Regions from separate parts of the Homo sapiens genome. Here region 2 is linked to region 1. Evidence: read pairs that join two places in POLR2A ChIA-PET (ENCODE). Cell type or tissue: MCF 10A. All regions are shown on one strand. Links, peaks and the distances in the headings refer to the core of each region. The heading gives the core; the rest is flanking DNA. Region 1 holds the start of LOC105376455 (a long non-coding RNA gene). Region 2 overlaps KIAA1217.

The links. ChIA-PET counts read pairs that join two places held together with the same protein. Peaks named below come from ENCODE experiments on the same cell type or tissue, not always from the same donor. Only the 100,000 strongest peaks of a DNase experiment are listed, where the experiment ranks them.
Region 2: POLR2A ChIA-PET joins it to region 1 with 27 read pairs; 3 of 35 experiments call an interaction of 5 or more read pairs at or near these places.

What each region holds. Positions count from the first base shown.
Region 1 is chr10:24,461,664-24,467,050 of GRCh38, forward strand. The region is part of intron 5 of KIAA1217; the gene reads left to right. LOC105376455 (a long non-coding RNA gene) reads right to left here and starts at 4,723. Exons shown (of 3, transcript XR_930755.4): 1 at 4,090-4,723. RefSeq lists an enhancer at 805-1,306. In MCF 10A, for the core only: a CTCF peak has its summit at 1,636 (motif pointing right); DNase peaks (open chromatin) are centred at 2,118, 2,588, 2,918 and 4,778.
Region 2 is chr10:24,403,830-24,409,216 of GRCh38, forward strand. The region is part of intron 3 of KIAA1217; the gene reads left to right. Among named protein-coding and RNA genes, the nearest start is that of MIR603, 130 kb to the left of the region's middle. In MCF 10A, for the core only: no CTCF peak of the experiment used is centred there; no DNase peak of the experiment used is centred there.

The DNA.
Region 1 (5,387 bases), core at 266-5,265:
TAAAATTCTACACAGATCAACATCACCTCATTGTGTAAATTTAGGTATGTTATATCATCAAACTAAAATACATATATACATTTTAATTCTCACGTTGTTGTAATCATCCTAAAGTTATATAATGCTCTACCTAGCTATTTTTGTTCACGATATAATCAATTTGGTCAGTTTCTCCAGTGAAAAGAAAGAAGAGCATAGAGTGCAGCGATGGAGACCCTGTGCCTCTGTGGGTGGTGCATGCATCTCTGAGGGGCATGGTCCTGAGAATGTCACCCCATAATGGAATTAGGGTTGTAATGGTAAGGGATTTTAATCAGCTAAGGCTCAGATATTTTATTTCATAAGTAATCCGGTGCCTGTGACTGATGATGACTTTGTGCATGCTTCTGTGTGTACATATATGTATATGTATACATATGTATAACTTGTGATATGGTGATATCCATATAGTACTGAGTGATGTATAATATCGATAGGTATATATAAGTATAATATATATAAGCATATATACTGATATATCTATTAAATATAACTAATATATAACTAATTATATAACTTACTCATTTTGAGGCAAGTAGATAAAACCTAATTGTAAGTCAAGAGAGGCTCTAAATCATTCGAGCCGAAGCCCAGTGAGATGCCCCAGTGATTCTTTTCCTTTGCTGTGAAAATCTGGACCTGTGAATGGAGTGAGGTACTTCTCAACAGACTTGTTCATGTTTCACACCATGGCCAGAAATCGAATAAGGAATCCATCAGTGATCACGCGTGGGCAGGCATGAGGAACATCGTTCTTTGCAGAATAGCTTGCAGTGTCCTGAAGTGCACAGCAGGTCACACGCAAACAACCGAGGAAGCTGGGGTTCTTGCTGCCTCACTGCTTAGCAGCTATGGGAAGCTGGGTGAGGTTCTTAACTCCCTGCACTTCTGTTTCCCAACTATTCAAAAAGACATAAGACACCTGTTCTATGTCTTTCACTGAGTTCTGGAGCCCATGAAATGTCACAATTGAGAGCCCTTTGTAAACTGCAAACTGCTATGTGATTATTGGAGTGTTTGTGGGTGGGGTATGGTGAGCACGGGGATTTAAAATCTCTTGTTAGAATATGAAGTGTCACAAGCAAATAAAGCAGTATATCCTATATGGCAACATGTGGTTGACAAGTTACATAGTAGTTTCAAGAACTGTCATAAAGAGAAAAATAAAGTCTAAGGCGCTAAAAAGTTGTAGTTGGGTGCCGCAGATAACTTACTAGCATCCAATCTAGAAAACATTAAAAGGGAGCTGTGCATAAAAGAACAAGGTTCGTCCAGGAAATGGGTGGATGTGCAGAGATGGAGATAAGAGAAGGAATTATTTGTACCATCTGTTGCAAGTGGCATAAAAAAGATATCATTTTACAAACTGTAACTATTTTTGGTACAAAAGGAGGTTGTCCTTGGCCTGGGGAACATGGGAGTAGCCCAGCAGAAGATTGAGTGTCAGTGAGAAGGACATTTTTCTTTTATCCATCCTACAGCACTGCACAATTATTGATTGTGGCTTGGAAGCGAAATGATTTATTTAACATTACTTCTCTATTCTGCTCCAGATTGAGATCTTTAATCACTGTTGGACCCAGGACTGGTCAGCCAGGTCTGGCCACTGGAGGGCTCAGTAGAGTTCCTCTGTCAAAAGATTTATAGAAATAACGCTCATCTTAAATATAGCCATAAGCTAACCGCTGACTGGACCATCTCTTTCCTGGGAATTAAATAATTTTGGCAGCAGTCTGTCTGTCTGTCTGTCTCATGTCTGGGAGACATTCCGTTTACAATCAAATGAAACAATAGGCTAACTAAAACCTTACAAATGGCAATCTTCCCAATTTTACCAATGCAAACAAGATGAATTTGAAATTTTTTCAACGTAATAATCCCTTCCCTTCCTAATATCATCTTCATATCTATAGGCACAGTTCAGATTTTCTTTGAGCAAATGTAATTTTTTTAAAGCCAATGAAGAAATGAATATGAAAGGGAAAATAGGAATGAATATGTGTCACAATACTATTGGCCTTGCCAGAGCATAAAAATTACTTCCTGTTGAGGTAATCCTGAATATTTCCTAGCACGTCCATTCTTAACACTGACTCAGAAAGAATACATTGCTTCCACTTTGCTTTTAGGCCTAGTCAATGAAAGGAAGAGGGAAAATGAAGAGTGGGACACTTTATACACTGCTGGGAAGAGGAACGTAGTAATGGCTGTAATGTCCCAAGGTAGAGAAGGCAGAGAAGGATCTGGTGATGTAATCAAACCAAAGCGTGGGGGTGTTAGTGGTTGCACACACTCATACTGAACCAAACTTTATGGTGAGTTAGCCTGAAAGAGCCCTTCTCTGGAGAATGTGCCTTCCACTGAGATAAAGCCACTGGGTCCTAGATGGCACCAGGATATTGTTTAGGAAATTGGCTTGTCTGGTTCATTAGCAGGTACTCTGGGGCCTTTGGAGATTGAACTCCACCTCTCTTGGGTGAGCTTGGCGCTTGCTAAAGAGCATTTAACTCATCCTGATTCACCGCAGGATTGGGCTGGCTTTCAAACTCCTGACAGTGAATTACTGCTCTTGTAATGACGAATCCATGCATGCATGCTACAGACAGTGCCCTGGAGCATTTTGAAAGTGAAAGGAAATTGCTGTGAACCTGGCAGGAAGGAAGAGAAGGGAGAGGTAAACTAGACTTCTTCTCGCATTGAACCGACCGACTCTCATTGTAACAGGGTCAACAGAAGCCACCTCTCTCTAGCGTAATGGACATGGTTTCTTGTGGTTTTACCCTTTGTTGCTTTTTTTTGGAGCCAGGGTCTCACTCTGTCACCCAGGCTGGAGCGCAATGGTGTGATCTTGGCTCACTGTAGCCTCTCAACCTCTCAGGCTCAAGTGATCCTCCCACCTCAGCCTCCCAAGTAGCTGGGAACACAGGCATGCACCAGCATGCCCAGCTAAGTTTTTACTTTTTGTATAGGCTGGGCCTCCCTATGTTGCCCAAGCTGGTCTCAAACTCCTGGGCTCAGGGGATCCTCCTGCTTCCACATCCCAAAGTGCTAGGATTACAGGCGTGAGCCACATAGCACCTAGCCCATAGCAGATATGGGATAACATGTCGAACATGGCATGACTTGCTTAGCCAAGCAGCAGAGAGACAGAGAGTTCACTGTTTGTTTCCTGGGGGACAGCCTGGCCCCAGACCCTTCACATACAGTCACTGGGACAAGCAACCCTGCCCATAATAAGCAGGTAAAGAAGAATTATAAGAGCCATGTCTGTTAGCACACCTCACGCCATAAGACAGGGTCTTTGGAGGATGTGATAGGGGCGGCATCGTGGCCTAATCAGACAAGGGGGACCACTCCTCCATCCCCCTTCCTGGAAAGTACGTGCTTGACTGAAGACACAAAACAAAACCTGCCTAATGTATACCAGATTCATCAGAAGCTGATAGTGTGTGCCTCCCATACTCTGGTGAGAAATAACAAACCCTTGCTGATTAGATTAAAAGTCAAGAGCTTCCACATTCCTTCTACTGTTTTCCGACCTCTTAGGTGGCATCTGTTACAACCACTTCATCCAAATATTTTTCCTAGTGAGACATCTTAGGAGGGTGGCAATGTCACGTGCTCCATTTGCCCCCTTCTTTAATAACCACAAAGTGATTTGATGGCAGTAAACAGTTTTTTTAGAAAGCCTGCAAAGGACTGGATTTGAACTTGAAAGACGTCATGGAATTCTTTTGGTCAGCAAGAACAACCTCTAAAAGCCTTAAAATGTTTTAAAAATGCACAGGCTGCCCAGAGCGTGGTAGTTGGGTGTGGCGTGAAGCCAGTGGGGCTTCCAGCCCAGTGAGTGGAGTTCCTTGTCACCGTATTCCCACTTGGATAGCTTTCGGTTCCACCCAGTCCCCAAGGGCTCAGAAAACATGATGGTAATCAGAGCCTGCCTGGGAGCGCAGGAGATGCTTCCTTTCTCCCCCACCTTTTGCTAGCAATGCATTAATGCCAGTCCTCCGCTGAGAGCTGCACAAGTCACTTCGTGTTGTGGACACGCACCTTCTTGTACCTGTTCCCCTGGAAGATACCAGCTGTGCTGACAGCGGTTGTAGCCAGAGGTCTCTGGGGATCGCCTACCTTCTCGTCCTTCATCTTGTTTAGGGTGGGGCAGAAGGGCTCTGGTTTCCTTTCCAGAATCCCCTCTGCACAGCCCTGGTTTGCCCTCTCTATCTTTCCTTCTCGTTTCAGATGTATTTTCCAGGGTGATTGCAGTTCCTTGCCCGGCGCTATGTAGGACTGATTAATGGCTGCTACCCAAAGTTCAGCGTGGTAAAACAGGGCTGGTTAATTAATAGACAGCCTCCTTATCTCCCTCATGTTTTCCCTCTGGTGTTAAACCAGGAGAAGAGGCTTACGTTTCCTTCAGCTGCCAATTCCCAGACTTCAAAAGTCTGGCAGCAAAGTGGGTATTGGGTGCTGGTCTAGGTTTTTGCAGTAGCACCTTTAAGTCAACAGAAAACTGATCTGAAAGTTGGCTCCTCTGGATTGAGTATGTTGGGTTTTTTGACAGTTTCATTTCTCGGTGGCTGGTTGTTTGCCCTTTCTAATGATCCTGTTTGCCTTCAGCGAAATATATTTTGTAATATTTCCTTTGCTGTTAACCCATTTACCTAGGCCGTTTAAAGTTCCTTCATTGGTGTTTTCCCTGTAAGCAGTTGTTGAAGGACTGAGTCACCCGTGAGGTAGCCTGTGGTTGGATGTGGGCTGAGGTTATTCAGTGACTAATTTCCAAGGGGAGGAGAAATTGACTTATCACGGGGAAGGTTACTTTTTATCCATGCCAGTGTCAGCTTCTCTCCGAAAACTGGGTAATACGAAATGGTCTTTATTGGTTGTGAACACTCGAGCTGAGAAACATTTTAGGATCTTTGTGTCTTTTGTGATGATTTTGTTTCTGAAGAGGAAGCTGTCTAAAATATTCAAGTGTGCAACCAAGGATTTAGATGAAGCCAGCAAACAAAGGAATCATGTAATCAGGACCTGAGCGAATGTGCTTACTCACGGCGTTAGTTACACAGGTGATTTCCTTAAGAAAAAGTAAGTGGCTTTAATTCTTTGAGGGTGAAAGAGTGTCTTAAGATTCCATTTCAGTTTTCTCTGCTTACTTCATTGTGTGGTCTGATTGAGTGGTATGTTTACAAATTCTAGACTTGGAAGGGTGGGGTTTGAAATACAACAAACTGTACATAATATTCCTTTTCCACAAGCAATATATATATATATAAATGCTCCACAGACATGATTACATGAGGCAGTTTCCCAAGATGATTTTAAACAAATATTTTTTATACTAGGTT
Region 2 (5,387 bases), core at 77-5,076, 58 kb before region 1:
CAAATAAAAAAAATAGAGATAACACCCAATGCGGGCAGAGATTCAGAGAAACTGGATCACTTATACATTGCTGGTGGAAATGTAAAATGGAATAGCCACGCTAGAAAGTAGTTTTGCAGTTCCTTTTATTCATTTTTTATTTTTTGAGACAGGGTCTCCCTCTGTTGCCCAGGTTGGAGTACAGCGGCGTAATCACAGTTCCACCATAGCCCCCATCTCCCAGGCTCAGGTGATCCTCCCACCTCAACTTCCTGACTAGCTGGGACTAAAGGAGCACGCCACCATGCCCAGCTAATTTTTTGTATTTATTTTAGACACAGGGTTTCACCATGCTACGCAGGCTGGTCTCGAACTCTGGGGTCAAGCGAGGAGCCTCCCGCTTTGGCCTCCCAAAGTGCTGAGATTAAGGCATGAGCCACTGAGCCCACCCCTACAGTTCCTTTTAAAACTAAAAGTGGGCCGGGTGCGGTGGCTTATGCCTGTAATCTCAGCACTCTGGGAGGCCAAGGTGGGCACATCACAAGGTCGGGAGATGGAGACCCTCCTGGCCAACATGGTGAAACCCTGTCTCTACTAAAAATACAAAAATCAGCCAGGCATGGTGGTGTGTGCCTATAATCCCAGCTACTCGGGAGGCTGAGACAGGAGAATCTCTTGAACCCGGGAGGCAGAGGTTGCAGTGAGCTGAGATCACACCACTGCACTCCAGGGTGGGCAACAGAATGAGACTCTGTCTCAAAAAAAAAAAAAAAAAAAAAAAAAAACTGAAAATGGACTTGCCATGGGACCCAGCAACTGCAGTCTTTTGCATTTATCTCAGACAAATGAAAACTGTTTTCACCCAGAAACTTGTACATGAATATTACTAGCAGCTTTGTTTGTAAGAGCCAAAAGCTAGAAACTACCCACATGTCTGTCCTTCAGTGGGTGAATAGTTCAACTACGATACATGCATACCATGGAATACTACTCTGCAACAAGGGACAAACTGTCGATACACAATGACTTGGATTTATGCTCAGTGAGGAAAAAAGAAAAAAGCCAGTCTCTAAAGTTTACATACTGTACCATTCCACTGATACAAAACATTGTTGAGATAAAATTATAGAGATGCAGAACGGATTAGTAGATGCCAGGGACTGGGGATGTAGGTGGGAGAGAGGAGTTTGAATACAGAGGGGTAGCACTTGGGGGCCTAGTTATGATGGTACAATTATCTTAATTGTGTTAGTAGTTACACACAGCTATACATGTGATAAAATCGTATAGAGCAACATAAAATTAATAACAAATACATACACACATACAAATACATGTGTATGTGTATCAACCTGAATAAGCTCTGTGGGTTGCAGCAATGCCAGTGACCCAGTTTTGTTATTGCCCTATAGTTATATAATTGGGGGAGGGAGGGCAAAGAGTGCCTGCGACCTCCCTGTACATTTCTTTGCAACTTTCTTATTATAATTTTTTTCAAAATAAAAATACATATACTTCTCTAAGAAGGATAATAAACCTAGAAGGAAAAACTGAAATGTGAGAAGTAATGGTGAGAAAATAAATTAGTAAACATGTTTTTGGAAAACCTAAATGAGCATAAATCCTAATAAATCATGTAAGGGGGTTAAAAGTAAGGCAAAATAAAAATACCTGGCAGAAACAATAAAAGACCAGAGAGAGTGATCAGAATGAAAGCATCCTAAAAGTCCTCCTATTTTCTAGAAGGAGACTGATAGCCATATACTTGAAATATTTTTATGATTAAAAGGCAGAATGGTATCTAAACCTACGATGCTATTTTGATATGAGGTGTCATTTACTGAGCATCTGCCCTGTGTCTGGAAACCTGCTAACATCACAGTCTCTATTATAATTCTGAAAGGAAGTAGCTTTTTCCTCTTTTTATTGAAGAGAAACAAATGCCAAACAGGGGGTGAATAAAGTACAAGTTAGAGCGGTAAGTGGTAAAGTCAATATTTGAACCCAGGGCTCTCTATCTCCTAAGCATATGTGCTTTTAACCTCCCTGTCCCCTCTTGAGCATAATGAATATGGAAATAATGCATTTTCTAAAAGGAATGCTGCAGTGTTTTGAAGGTGAAGTAGTCTTACATTTTATAGAATGAAATATGAAATCATCTCCAAACTATGGGCACAACAGAAAGCTTTCCTATCTTCCCTTTTTATTTGATTTCATTGACCAAAGTGTGGACAAAACTGATTACAAAATAGAAGGCTTTCACATCTTCCCTTTCCTTTCATATCAGCTCCAAACAGTCATTGTGAAGCCATGTGTCCCAGGAACCCATCATTCAATGAGTTGTGCTACTTGGAAGAATGACGAGCAACAATTCACATTCAGATTTGGTGTTTTCTTCATCAAGCTATAAGCATAGAAATGAAATTTTTGACATTGTCCCATATGGATGAGAAAAGAAAAAGTGGTATTTTGAAGATCAAAGAAAACCACAAATCTATGGATGTCCTATATGTAAATCTTGTTTCTGTTTCTCCTGATGCTAAAATGTTGAATTCTAAATATGCAAAGGTACATTCACACACAAACACACACACACACACACACACACACACCATACAGGATGAACACACACATTGCTAATGGGTCCTAGAAAAAGGTGCTAGGGCTTAGTTGCACATGTTTGTTGACAGGTTAAAATAAAAGAAACCTGAACACGCCCCTCTGGGTCTATCAGTCTTTTTCTCCTTTTAGCTAAAGCTCTCCAGTTTATACAATTGAAAAGAGGGAGTACTTTTATCTTACCTGAAACATTATGCAGCCAAAGCTTCTATTTACTGACTCATAAAGGATTTTATGCCTCATCTGTTGTACTTAAGATGACTATAGAGAATATACCAGAAAAAAGATTTGAAATGTGTTGCCTTCTGAAGTTAGAATTATAATCAGGTGTATTATTGAACAATCCTACTTTCCTTAATGTGTACAGATTTCAGCATTGGCAGGAAGTATTGAAGTAAACCCAAACACAGCATTAAGCAAAATGTAGCCTCAAACTCTAAAAACATGTACAATTGCCACTCCTCTGTGTGAAGACTTCAGAATGATTTTGCCCAACTCTTTCATAATAGTTTCATCTGATGAAACAACAAAAGCACCTGTCACTGGGTGAGCGCAGAGCCTTCTATAAAAACATCAGGAACATTCTGATCCCAGAACTACCATCGCAGCTCTGTCATGGAATAAGCCAGAGAGACCCTGGGCAGATCTCTTCTCCTTTCTAGACCTTAATTTTCTCCATCTATAAAATCCTGACACATTTCCCAAGAAGTCTGAGAGGAAGATTGGCTTTATAGAAATGGTTCTGAACAGCAGGATGTCTCGTAGCAATGTTTAATCGTTGGTGATGATAACATGGGAGACTATTTACTTTGTGTCCTTGATGAAGATACGTGTGTGTGTGTGTGTGTGTGTGTGTGTGCGTGCGTGTGCGTGCGCGTGCGCATGTGATGAAGTCTCACTCTGTTGCCCCGGCTGGAGTATAATAGTACCATCATAGCTCACTGAAGCTTCAAAATCCTGGGTTCAAGCAATCCTCCTGCCTCAGCCTCCCAAGTAGCTGGGACCAGAGATTCACACCATCAAGCTCAACTGATTTTTTCATTTCTATTTTTATTTTTTGTAGAGATGGGTTCTGATTTTGTTGCCCAGGCTGGTTTCAAACTCCTGGCCTCAAGTGATCCCCCCACCTCAGCCTCCTAAAATCTTAGAATGATAGGGTGTGAGCCCCCACGCCCAGCCAATAGCTATTCTTTCACCAAGATAAAACCAAAGGCAAAGTATCAGAAAGAAGAAACTCATCAAAACGAAGGCAGACATGGCCATAATATTCTAAAATGTTCATGTCCCATTCCATTTTAGAGTTAGTGTTTTCGAAAGCGTGACCTTGATGGCAGTCCTTAACTGCCATTCCTATGGCCATGGTCATGAAGAGTGGCCTGGTAGCCCCACCTTATCCAGGCGGACCCGTGAAAAGCGTCCACTTGTATATTGGTTTGTCGTGTTCTTAACAAAAAAATAAAGAGGTTTCTGAATTTTTTGGTTTAAGACCCTAAGTTTTACATGAATGGCCAATATAACATATTTCTCAATTTTGTTATTGGTCTAGGTTCATCTTGAGCAAAATATTATTTATATATTAATTTTGAGAGGTCATATAGCATGTGGTTAACAGCATAGACTCTAAAGCCAGACAGCCTGGGATCATGTCCCAGCTCCATCATCTGCCATTGTGTGATGCTGGTCAAATCATCCAACTACTCTTTGCTCCAGTTTCCTCATCAGTAAATGGATATAAAAATAGGACCTACTTCATAGTATTGCTGTGAGGATTACATTAGTTAATTGTGCAGTATAGTGCCTGAACCATAACAAACACTTCATAAGTTGGGGGTATTTTTGTTTTTAAGCATTTCATAAAACCAATGTGGGAAAATAAATCATGAGCTATCAACCCACCCTCCGAATGTATATAGATCCTGACCACTTCTTACATCCCCTACTCCTAATCCACCACCACCTCTTGCTGGGACTTGTGCAGTAGCCACCTAACTGGTTCCCCTCTTATCACGAGCAGTCTCCACAGGGCAACCCAAGTAGTTGTTCCAACTCCTGAGTCACATCACACCTTTCCTCTATTCAATATACTGCGTGGCCCATCATTTCATTCAGAATAAAAGAGTACAAGCCTTGGCTCATCCCCTGCCACCCTCCTCTCACCTCTCTGCTCCAATTCCTGGCATCTTGGCAGCTTCTTTAATAACCTAGTTTATTGGCAACAACCTCAAGGCCTTTGTACTTTCTGTTCTTTTTTGCCTGATATGTTCTTCTCCTAGATGTCTGTGGGAGAGTGGCTTCTCCCTCATCAATCTTTATTCAAACACCATCTTATCTGAAGAAGGGCTCTCTGGCCACAATCTCTGAAATATCCTTTCCTTCCCTGTTAAATTTATCTCTAACCTGCCTTATTTCCCTATAGAGGACTAATAGCCACCTGATATAGTATACGCTCATTCTTAAACTGACATATGACCTGTCTCTTGCTAACCAGCATCGGTGGTCCATGACAGCAACTATCTTGTTTTGTTCACTGCTGTTTTACAAGCTCCTAGTATGGTGCCTGCACATAGTAGATGCTCAATAAATATGTGTTGCATTAGTTAATGAACTGGCGTGGATGATACAGTAGTTTATATTGGACTTTCGAAGCACTTTTACATACACAGTCTTATTTGATCCTTGGAAATAAGAATCACAGGGGGACAGATTTTTTTTCTTGCCCCTACACCTACAAAGATTGGCTCAGATCCCAAAGGGGCTTCCATTTTTTCCAAAACCAAGTACCCTGACAC